Linked DNA regions of Homo sapiens: region 2 is linked to region 1. The links are chromatin loops, found by intact Hi-C in ENCODE. Cell type or tissue: testis. All regions are shown on one strand. Each heading gives the region's core, and the rest is flanking DNA. Links, peaks and the distances in the headings are about the cores only. Region 1 overlaps LINC01580 (long intergenic non-protein coding RNA 1580). Region 2 overlaps LINC02207 (long intergenic non-protein coding RNA 2207).

Region 1 (5,387 bases), core at 246-5,245:
TGTTTATTAAATGAATGCATCTTACTTATTGACATAAAATACATTCAGACTTATAAACATGTATAGCCATAACTATATCTCCATCCACCTCTGCAATTTTAAAACGATAATGTATAAATAGAAACTGAAAATCAGAAGAGATAAGTTTCAGTTTCAGCTCTGCTACTTATAAACTGTGAGCATTCGGGCAAGTCAATGAACTTTTTAAATCTCTTTATCAGTAAAATGGATGAGTACATCCACTCTAGCTATCTCAGAGAATGTATCATGACTAGATGTGACTGCAGGATGGATCTGGTCGTACCCCAGCCAAATCTCCCTTTTGGAGTGAAGGACCTATTAATTTCACCAAGTGATGGGCCAGATAACAGCAACAGATTGCTAGCTGTCAACCCTATGGGGAGTGCCTTGCTCAAGATTAATTCCTTTTCCTAGCAAGGCTCTTATTTAGTGACTTGGTACAGGTAAGGTTACAAAGATGGGGAAGAGCAATCCCATCTTCAGAGCTTCCCACGGGGTTTGAGGTCTCTTCTGACACCATCACACAGCTCCACATCTCCCTGTTCCCATCCTGCTATGCTTCAGTCCATACTACAGATGCTGCCTCCAGGGACTCTCTCGATTGTACCTCCTGCATGCTAATTTATTAATCTCCAAAATTCCCTTTATCAAAAAAAAAAGTTATCTTGCAAAGGGGTCATGAGCACAGACTTCTAGTGTTACTTAGTATAGATATTGTAAAAATAGGGTTTTATATGGAAAACTGTAAAGACAGAGCAACAATAAAGCACATATAATCCAAGTTCTCCCATTCCATAGAAAGGTATGCTTAGGTTACACAAAGCTAAAATAGATCCATCATGGCAAATGATCCAGTAGAATGGTTATGTTTATACCCCCTCCCACAACTAAAGTTTTCTATGTATTTGTAGGGGGTGTGTGCAGGGACTATCTATGTGACTATATAACTATGGAAAAATTACCTTGCTAGAAGGAGGGACTATGTGAGGCCCAGTAGCTAGAATCAGTTTTTTCTTTCTTTGAGCTATTTTGCACCTGCTAAGCCAGCTTCTGCTAAAATACTAAAAGGGGGAGAAAATGAGGACCATCCAGATTTGCCTCTCTTTGCCTCAAGCCAAAAAAATTCTCAAAGACGCTCATCAAATCTCCACCAGAGTCTTTCTGAACTACATAATAATCATGAAGTCTTTCGATGATAATCTCTAACGTCTACAGTCTAAAACTTATAGATGTGTTATCTCATGCAATCCTTTCAATAATCCTATAGGGTAGAAACTATTATGGAGACTAGATGGGAAACTAGAATTTAATGAAAAGTTAAAATTCTCTCAAAGTCTCATAGCTGGTAGGCAGTTCAGCTTGCATTGGCACCAAGCCAGAAACTACTCTGATCCATGACTTCCGATGAGTTTCGTCAAAAATAAATTATAATTATAATGATATAATGTGTATTAATATCAGTAGAGTACATTATGATACTCTGTCAGATAAAACTAGATTATCTTTCAGATAATGCTATACTAAATAATTGTCTTAAAATATTTTAAAAAAATCTTTGTCATCAAATTTGTGTTTTTAAACTATAATGTATATAGAAATCACAGCAAAATACAAATTTTAGGGCCCCACACCCAACAAGGTTTTAGATAGGCCTAGAAATCTGCCTTTTAGAAAGAATCTTCAGTGATCCTTAGTGAGATGGGTCTCAATCCACACTTTGAGAGATGTGAATCTAGCTGTTAGGTATAGCATTTAAAACCATTAGGCACATGGTCACTTAAACGTACGCTTGATATCATTCTACTAAAAACAAAATTGAGCACTAGACACTTAACTATGACTATTATTAACTTATCTCTACCACATTGTAGATTTTACTTTCACTGTTTTTATTTACAGCAATTTTAATGTCTATATGGGAGGATTATGTATGTTCAATAGAGGTAAATAGTATAGTATCTATCATGTGAAAGGCACTTCAACCCATTATAACTAACCCTCACGTCACCACGATGATTCCTATAAAGTAGAAAATTGAGGTTCAGAGAAGTTAAGAAATATCTCCACATCACACAGTTCATAAATGCCAAAGTTAAGATTTAGATACTGGTTCAGCAAATTGAGTAGCCAATATTGTTTTCACCAAGACACAATTTTTCCCAGTCACAGTCTTCCAATCTGTTGAGTTGCTTCATGACCTCTCAGAGATAACTCAAGTCTAAGTCCTTAAAAAGAGAGCCAGGGGTAAAAGTATTAGGTTCATCTGATGGTGAGTTCTCTTCAAGCCATATACACATTTAGCTCCTCCTCATCTAGAAACAGGGAATTGCCTACGTTTTTAATACAGAAGAGAGAGGCTAAGTATTTGTGTGACCATTTCAAACACTTCCAACTGCTACCACGCCAACAATAAAGGGAAAAGAAAAAAGAATGAGAAGAAAAGAGAACAATTCACATTTAAGGTACTTATTTAGATTAATGAAGCAAAATGTGCCTTCAGAATCTAGCACTAAAGTTTTGCTTCTTTTTTTTTTTTTAATGGTGGGTGGGTGGAAATGTGCCATATTTATCTAAACACATCTTATAAAATCATCTGGTGTAGGTGCAAATTCAGTCTCCTTGCTTCTGGTCTCTTTTTCTTCCCATTCCCTCAGGGGTAGCTTTCTGGGAATTGCTAATTCATTGAGGATGCTGAAGAGGACAGGACCCATGCTGATGACTCACATTCTTTCAAATACAGTCAAGGGTGGGCCGGAGGACTGCTTTGGTTGAATCCCGTTACACACATCCTCTGGCTCTCTACAAGCTATTTGTAGAAGCAGACAGAAAGCTCCAGGAGAGACGATCCTTGTCAGAGGGCTGGGAACAGCACCAGAAAAACTGTTTCACCCCATCTCTGACTCAGATACTTCCTGCCCTGGCTGGAATCAGATGTTGCCAAGACAGCTGTGGGAGAAAAAAAAAATGGAAGAAAACCTAACTTTTCAAAAGTAAGCTTCTATTTAAACGGAAGTTAATCAAGTAGTTGAATTTGGACAAAGATTCAGGTTGTGACTGCCCAATGCCACCAGAAAGTCTGAGCTCAGTGCCAAAGTCCCTCGTGGCTAAATCCACCAGCTCTGGCAGGGTGGGTCTGAGGAATGCACTAGGTGTTAGACACATCCGGACTCCACAGATTCTGCTAGGGGTTCACCTGGATGACAACAACCGAGCAGCCAGGTTGGGGGAGAGTGAAATCTAAAATGCATCTCATTTTCTTTTGTATTTTTTAAAGTAGTGAAGAGCTCATTTCTACCATATTTATTTTCTTTAGTATTTTTTAAATACTAAAAAAAACTCATTTTCTTTAGTATTTTTTAAAGTTTCATGAAGAGGCAATTTCTACAGTATTTATTATTTGTGCTGACTATAGAGGCACTGCTTGATTAAAATAGAATATGGACAATTCACTAAAGCATTAATGGAAAAAGCCACCCAAAGTCTTACCACCCAAAGATAACTACTATAAAAAATTATGCACTTGAATCCATATCAGAACATTTCTACTCTTGTTTCCTAGTCTGTATATATGTATATGTATTATATTAGTGACCTCATATAAGAGTTTTATACCAATTTTCCACTTTATATGAGGTTATTAAAGTTTTTATAAACTTTTTACAATTCTGATTTCTTTCATTTTCTCTCAAATTGTTTTCTCATATAAAAATAACATCTTATACTTACTAAGTGCTCACAATGTGTTGTCACACAGTGTTCTAAGTGCTGTATATATATACATATATATATGTGCTAATTTAATAGTCACAGCAAAGCTTAATTTATATCTGAGGGAACTGAGACTCAGAGAGATGAACTGACTTGCTGAATGTCACACAGCTGAAAAGAGGGGAAGCCAGAACTTTTCCAAGTGATCAGATAAAGAACTCACACTCACTGTATATACCTCTTGTCTCTATATAACAAATCTTCCTTAAAAAAATAGATATATTTTATCATAAAATAACTTTTCTCCTACCATAATACTCTCACTCCAGGGAGCTATTTGTTTAACAAATAATCACTGGGATCATACGCTAGTCCAGACACTGTGCTAGTTATTGGGAAAATACAAAGTTAAAGGGGACACAACTCTGATTCACTCATTAATTTATTAAAGCACAATTTGCTGAACACTACATGTATCCATTGTTCCAGAAGCTAGAGGTATAAAAGGAAAATGGTAGAAGGACTTGTTTCATGGAGTTTATATTCTCATTGGGTGAAGAGAAGACAAAAACTAAGCAAACAAAAATATTTTGTGACGTCAATGTTGTGGAGAAACAGCAAGGCAGGAGGTGAGGAGGTTCTGGTGCTCTTCTCCATGGGTGCTTGGGGAAGGAAGCCCTCACAGGTGAATGGCATTGAAACAGAGACATGGGAGAAGTTAGGGAGTGAAGCACATGGCTGTCTGGAAAAAACCATTCTGCACCATGCCACAGTTCTGAAGAGGGGCATGAACATAAATATAAATAAGTGTTTCATAGCAGGGAAAGCAAGATACAATCCATGGAAGCAAAGACCAGGAAGAGCAAGCCATCGAACATGGCAGGAGGGAAGGCTGCGCATGCGGGGGTGGTGAGGCATAAATGGCCAGAAAGTACGTGGTAACCACATTATAATGAACTTGAATGTCAGATTGTCTTACTGCAGTAAGAAGCTGGTCTACAGTGGAATATCACCTTACACTTTTTAAGATGGCCATTATAACAAAACAAAACAAGAAATAAAGTGAGTAGGTCAGATGTGAAGAAACTGGAACCCTTGTAAACTGTTGGTGGGAATGTAAAATCGTGCCGTCATGATGGAAAACAGTAGGAAAGTTATTCTGAAAGTTGAAAATAGAGCTACCAGGGAATCTAGCAATCCAAGTTCTGGGTATATGTCCAAAAGAAGAGAAATCAAGATCTGGAAGAGTTATCTGCATTCCCATGTTCACTGCAGCATTACTCACAATAGCCAAGATATAGAAACAACCCAGATGCCCACTGACAGATGAATGGATAGAGAAACTGCAGTAAATATATATAATAAAATATTATTCAACCATAAAACGAAGGAAATCCTGCCATTTGTGATGACAGGGATGAACTCTGAGGCTACTGTGTGCCAAGTGAAAGAAGCCAGTAACAGAAGGACAAATACGGTATGATCCCACTTGTATGAGGTATCGATAAAAGTCAAACTCAGAGAAGCAGAGAATAAAATAGCGCCACAGGCTAGAAGAAGGAAAGAAATGGGGAGTTGTTGTTGAATGAGTATAGGGTCTCAATTATGTCAGATGAGTAAGTTTTAGAGATATGCTGTACGACACAGTGCCTATAGTT
Region 2 (5,387 bases), core at 55-5,054, 67 kb after region 1:
CTAGCCATTAAGTAATTATTTCCTCATCATAAGAGCAGCTGGAAGAGCTAGTCTCTCTCCCTCCCCAGTGCAACTCCCACTTCCTTCTGCCTCCTCCACCCTGTCCTGAAATGGGCAGGCCAAGAGGTATACGGTATTGGTTTTCTTTACGTAATTGAAGACTGGAATTGAGCACTCTGATAGCTGATTATTTTTCAACAGCGCTTACCTTAAAGGCAACAGAGGATGACTTGGATTCTTGTGATGCTAGATCTCTACGTGACATGAAATGTTGATATCTAGGCATGTAGGCCACTTCCCTCGTTTTGTTGGTAAGGAACTTAAGTGCAGAGAAATGGTTTATTCAAAGTCCCATTTAGCAAGTGGCAGAGCTGAGTCTTGGATTCAGGTCTTACCACTTCTGGCCCAGTGTTGTCTCCACTATCCATGACAATGGACCGCAAACTTGCCTCATCTTCCTACCAGTCATCTGCTATCTGGGGACTGAAGAAACAGATGAAATGGGCGATGTTTTCTATTTCATCAAAAGAAAAAGATAACGTTGAAGTTTTAGCAATTGCATATACTTTCCAAAAGTGTAAAGACAATATAAAAATGCCTCATAAAACCACAAACTACACACTCAAAAATATCAGTCAATACCATCAATCTACTCCATACCCAGTCAAAGTCAAGGAAAGTTCACATTTTATGGGTAAACAAAGAGCTTTAGGGAAAGATTAAATCATCCAAAAAATTGGCCATATTTGGAGTTCAATCAATTTTAAGTTCTGTCTCTATCCCCCCAAAACATAGTAACATATTTTGATACTTTTTCTTCCAAGATTCCTCAGAATAGTGGCTCCTACTCTGGAAGCATTTCACTTTGCGCTAATCCAGTGTTTCATAATGTGTGGTCCATGAAAACTTTGTGTATATTCTAAGGATCTAGGATAGGAACAGAAGGGGAGGATGGTGTACTCGTTAAAAGTTCAGATTCCTGGGCCTTGCCCCAGACATACTTAATCCTAATTTCTGAAAGGTGGAGTGAGGGATGAGGTTAGAAGTAGTAATTAGCATAATTTTCCTTTTTGTATCTGCCTCTATAACTTCAGACAACCACCATGTCTTAGTCTGTTTTGAAATGCCATGAAGGAATATCTGAGGCTGGGTAATTTATAAAGACAAGAGGTTTATTGGAGAGAAAAGGAAATACTTATACACTGTTAGTGGGAATGTAAATTAGTTCAGCCATTGTGGAAAGCAGTTTGGAGATTTCTCAAAGAACTTAACGTAGAACAGCCTTTTGACCCAGCAATTCTGTTACTCGGTGTATACCCAAAGTAATATTAATTGTTCTACCATAAAGACACATGGACATGTATGTTTATCTCAGCACTATTCACAATAGCAAAAACATGGAGTCAACCTACATGCCCATCAACAGTGGACTGAATAAAGAAAACATGGTATATATACACCATGGAATACTATGCCACTATTAAAAAACAATGAGATCGTGTCTTTTGCAGCAACATGGATGGAGCTGAATGCCATTATCCTAAGATAATTCATGCAGGAACAAAAAACCAAATACCTCATGTTCTCACTTGTAAGTGAAAGCTAAACATGGAGTACACATGTACACAAAGAAAGGAACAATAGACACCAAAGCCTGCTTGAGGGTGGAGGATAGGAGGAGGGTGCGGATCAAAAACATACCTATAGATGCTATGCTTATTTCCTGGATGACAAAATAATCTGTACACCAAACTCCTATGGTATGAAATTTACCCATGTAGCAAACCTGCACATGTAGCCCCTGAGTACATGTTTCTTAACAACATAAATGTAACATTAGTCAAGCCAATACATATGTTTCTTCGGACATTAAGTAGTAGATAACTATTAGGAAGATGAGGCAAGTTCATGGCCCACTGTCACAACACAGTGGAGAAAACACTCCACTGGGCCTTTATTTCCCAACTAAAACAAAAGTTGGGAAGAAAAACAATAAGAAGAAAGGTTTGTTTGGCTCATGGTTCTGTGGGCTCTACTAGAAGCATGGCAGTGGCATCTGCATCAGGTGAGGCCTCAGGCTGCTTCCACTCATGGCAAACGGCAGAGGAGAGCTGGCTGTGCAGAGATCACATGGTGGGAGAGGAAGCAAGAGAGGGAGAAATAGTGCCAGGCTCTTTTTCACAGCTGTCTCTCATGGGAACTAACATGGTGAGAACTCAGTCACTCCCTCCCCTCAGAAAGGGCATTCATCTATTAATGGGGATCTGCTCCTACTACCCAGACACCTCGAATTAGACCCCCTTCCAACACTGGAATCAAACTTCAACATGAGGTTTGAGGGGGTCAAACAGCCAACCCATAGCCCAGCCTGTAGACACAAATGAGGTAACTTCAGTGCTTAAAACCCACTCTGCTAGACTGCAGCTTCCACGGGTACCCTCAGAATCTTTGCATCACCCCACATGACTCTAACTCGCCATGAATTTCAGTTATTTGGAGCATCATTGACAGCTGACAACCACTTCTCTTACGAGGTCTTTATTCTGGTCTTCACATGCTATGCCCACTCCCACAAGGCACCGTAGATACATTTGGTCAAACCATCCCCCCCTGAGAACACCTCTGCTTTGAGCAAAATACCTGCTGCTGGTGCTCTCAGAGATGTGAGAAGCTCCAGGAGTCCCAGTGGTCCTGCACTGACTTTTGCCATCACCATACTGCAGGATTCATGCTGGGATCTGCTCGAAGTGGGGAGAAGGATCCTGTCTCTAGTCTGGGGTTGCTTGTTGTCACTTGAGCTCAGGCATTTTACTCCTTGTCTCTGATCTCACAGAGTCCGTTACATAAATGACTTCCTCAGCTTTCACCGCGCTCTTCCTTCCTCTTGGGCTCTGACGCAAGTCTGGGAACGTACTGTATTATTTGCCCGTAGCTCAGTCTCTGGCCCTGACACAACACCCCAGACACCCTCCTCTAAGTCTCCTTTTTCCCATGGACAGAACTCTGTCATACAGGCACATGGGTTTTCCATAACCTCAAAACTCAGCAGAAAGTCTGTGAATCCCAGTTATGGTGCCAGTGAAATATCCCCCTCCCTTCGTTTTCACTTGCAGGCATCCATTATTTTGAAAATTGCTTTGTGCCTCATATTCCCATTCCATTCACATATTCATTCCCACATAAATTTGGGAGATATGCATGACAAAATACTAACAGAAAAGGAGAAATAAAATAGAGAAACATAAAAGGGCAGAAACAACATTAAGGACATGAGAAAACTTTAAACAGGAACAATAGAGAAATGGGGAAATAGAACCAGAAATGCACAGAATAGACATGTGGGTAGGATAAAGCAATGAAGAAACACAAAAAGAGATATGGAAGACACAATCGGGTAATGATAATAATATTGGCTAATATTTATTGAGCACTTATGCTGCATCAGGCCTTATGCTATGTGCTTTACTTGCAAAATCTCCGTGAAGCACCATAATAACCCTATCAATAAACACTATTTGAATTTCCATTTTGTATGAGGCAGGTGAGACTTAATCAGTCTCGGAACTAACAGTCTGTGGCTTCCGCATCTGTGGTAAATCTGCTACCCTGATTCCCCCAAGCACTCTCCTGTACTCTGGCTACTCCAAGTCCTCCTCTGGGTCACCTCCTTTGACTGCTCCCCACTTGGCCTGTTCCCCTCCCTGCTTTCACATGATCCAGTGACTCAAAGCTGAGCGCCTGGTACAGCAGGAACTCCCAGTACCTGCTCCTGGGCTGTGCTGTCATCTGCTTGAACTGGTTGAGCCTCAACAATTTTATCTATTTTGACTATGACCCCTGATTAGAAGTTCAGTCAATTTTCCAGCTACAGTAGTCCATGAGGATACATTCCAGGCAACCCCCCTGCAGTGGTTGCCAGAAACCACAAATAGTACTGAATCCTATGTATATTATGTTTTTTCCTGTATATGGATACCTTATAATAAAGTGTAATTTATAAATTAGCCACAGGAAGAGATTAACAACAATTAATAATAAAATAGAATAGTTGAGTTAAATAATTGAGTACAAGCACTGCTGCAATACAATGGCCGCCGGTCTGATAACCGAGATGGCTGCTAAGTGACTAACAGGCAGGTACTGTCTACGGCGCAGACACGCCGGACACATGGATGCATCACGTCTCAGGCAGGATAGAGAGGGACAGAGAGAGATTTCATCACGCTACTCAGCAACAGTGCGTAATTGAAAACATATGAATTATTTCTTTCTGAAATTTTTCTTTTGATATTTTCAGACTGTGGCTGACTAGATAACTGAAACCACAGAAAGTGAAACCACAGATAAGGGGGGACTACTGTCATAAGTGGTAAGCTAGGTTTTGAACTAGGGCAGAGAGTTTCCTGGCAAGAATAAGGCCCCAGTGAAATATGATGAAAAATGATAGTAATGATGAACTGAAAATTTTTTAAAACTTTAAAATGGTCATTTGATGAATGATTTAAAAAGTAAAGGGTCAGAGAGGGTCAGGCAGGAACTGGAAAATGAGCATCGACTGCCCCTCCTCCCATTTTGTCCAGTGAAAAAACTGAGGCCATGGTCTTCCCAGTCATCTCATTGGGCATGCCCGGGTTGGGGATGGCCAGGCTTCACATCTCTGCTCTCTCCAGCATTGGGAGGATTCTAAAATGATTTTCCACAGGATGCTGATAGTCAATGGCAGCGACCATGATGGTAATACACTAGAAAAAAGAGCAACTGAAGAAAATGCAAATATAGCGGCAAATGTGCTTAAATTAAGGCAACAGCAATAAAAAAAACCAGAGGTAGAAAGTGTTAAGCCTTAGTTACCGCACCAAACAATTGACATGCTTCCTACCCACCCTCAGACCTGGTTGTTAAATGCAAGCTATACATTATGCAGACCCGATAATGAAAATCTACATTCCATAATTTGCAACCTGCTGGCTCTGTTATGCCAAGTGCATCTTAAAGAAGGCATCTTTCAACCTAATTGCATGCAATTTTTCCCCATTCTAATTGTGTTATGAAAATACCACTATCTCATTCAAGCACAACCAGATCACTTTGCTTTTCCCCTAAAGCACACATCAGTAAAGCAAAACAAAACTGACGACTTTCTATTTTGCTATGCACCCAGGAATCCCAAATCGAAGTGTAATGGTTACTGACAAGCACTTTTTTTTCTGTAAGCCTCCAGGTCAGATGTTGGGAGATTTTTCTTGTTTCCAGGGTTAGGATTGCAAATAATAGCAACCTACACACATAGATAAATGTCTCAACCAAGGGTGATTTTGTCCCCCGTCTTCCTCACTCCTCAGGGACATTTGGCAAATGTCTGGTGGCATTTTTAGTTGTCATATCAG

What was found. A loop is a pair of places that touch in the nucleus more often than their neighbours do. Peaks named below come from ENCODE experiments on the same cell type or tissue, not always from the same donor. Only the 100,000 strongest peaks of a DNase experiment are listed, where the experiment ranks them.
Region 2: a loop joins it to region 1, with 5 times the contacts of the local background. A loop is called at or near these places in 2 of 110 quality-filtered maps.

The regions. Positions count from the first base shown.
Region 1 is chr15:93,927,344-93,932,730 of GRCh38, reverse strand. All of the region lies in intron 2 of LINC01580 (long intergenic non-protein coding RNA 1580), which reads right to left. The region is part of intron 8 of LINC01581 (long intergenic non-protein coding RNA 1581); the gene reads left to right. Among named protein-coding and RNA genes, the nearest start is that of LINC01580, 29 kb to the right of the region's middle. In testis, for the core only: no CTCF peak of the experiment used is centred there; a DNase peak (open chromatin) is centred at 2,810.
Region 2 is chr15:93,860,470-93,865,856 of GRCh38, reverse strand. LINC02207 (long intergenic non-protein coding RNA 2207) reads right to left here. Exons shown (of 4, transcript NR_120321.1): 2 at 209-483. Among named protein-coding and RNA genes, the nearest start is that of LINC02207, 6.6 kb to the right of the region's middle. In testis, for the core only: no CTCF peak of the experiment used is centred there; a DNase peak (open chromatin) is centred at 2,896; H3K27ac peaks cover 457 bases.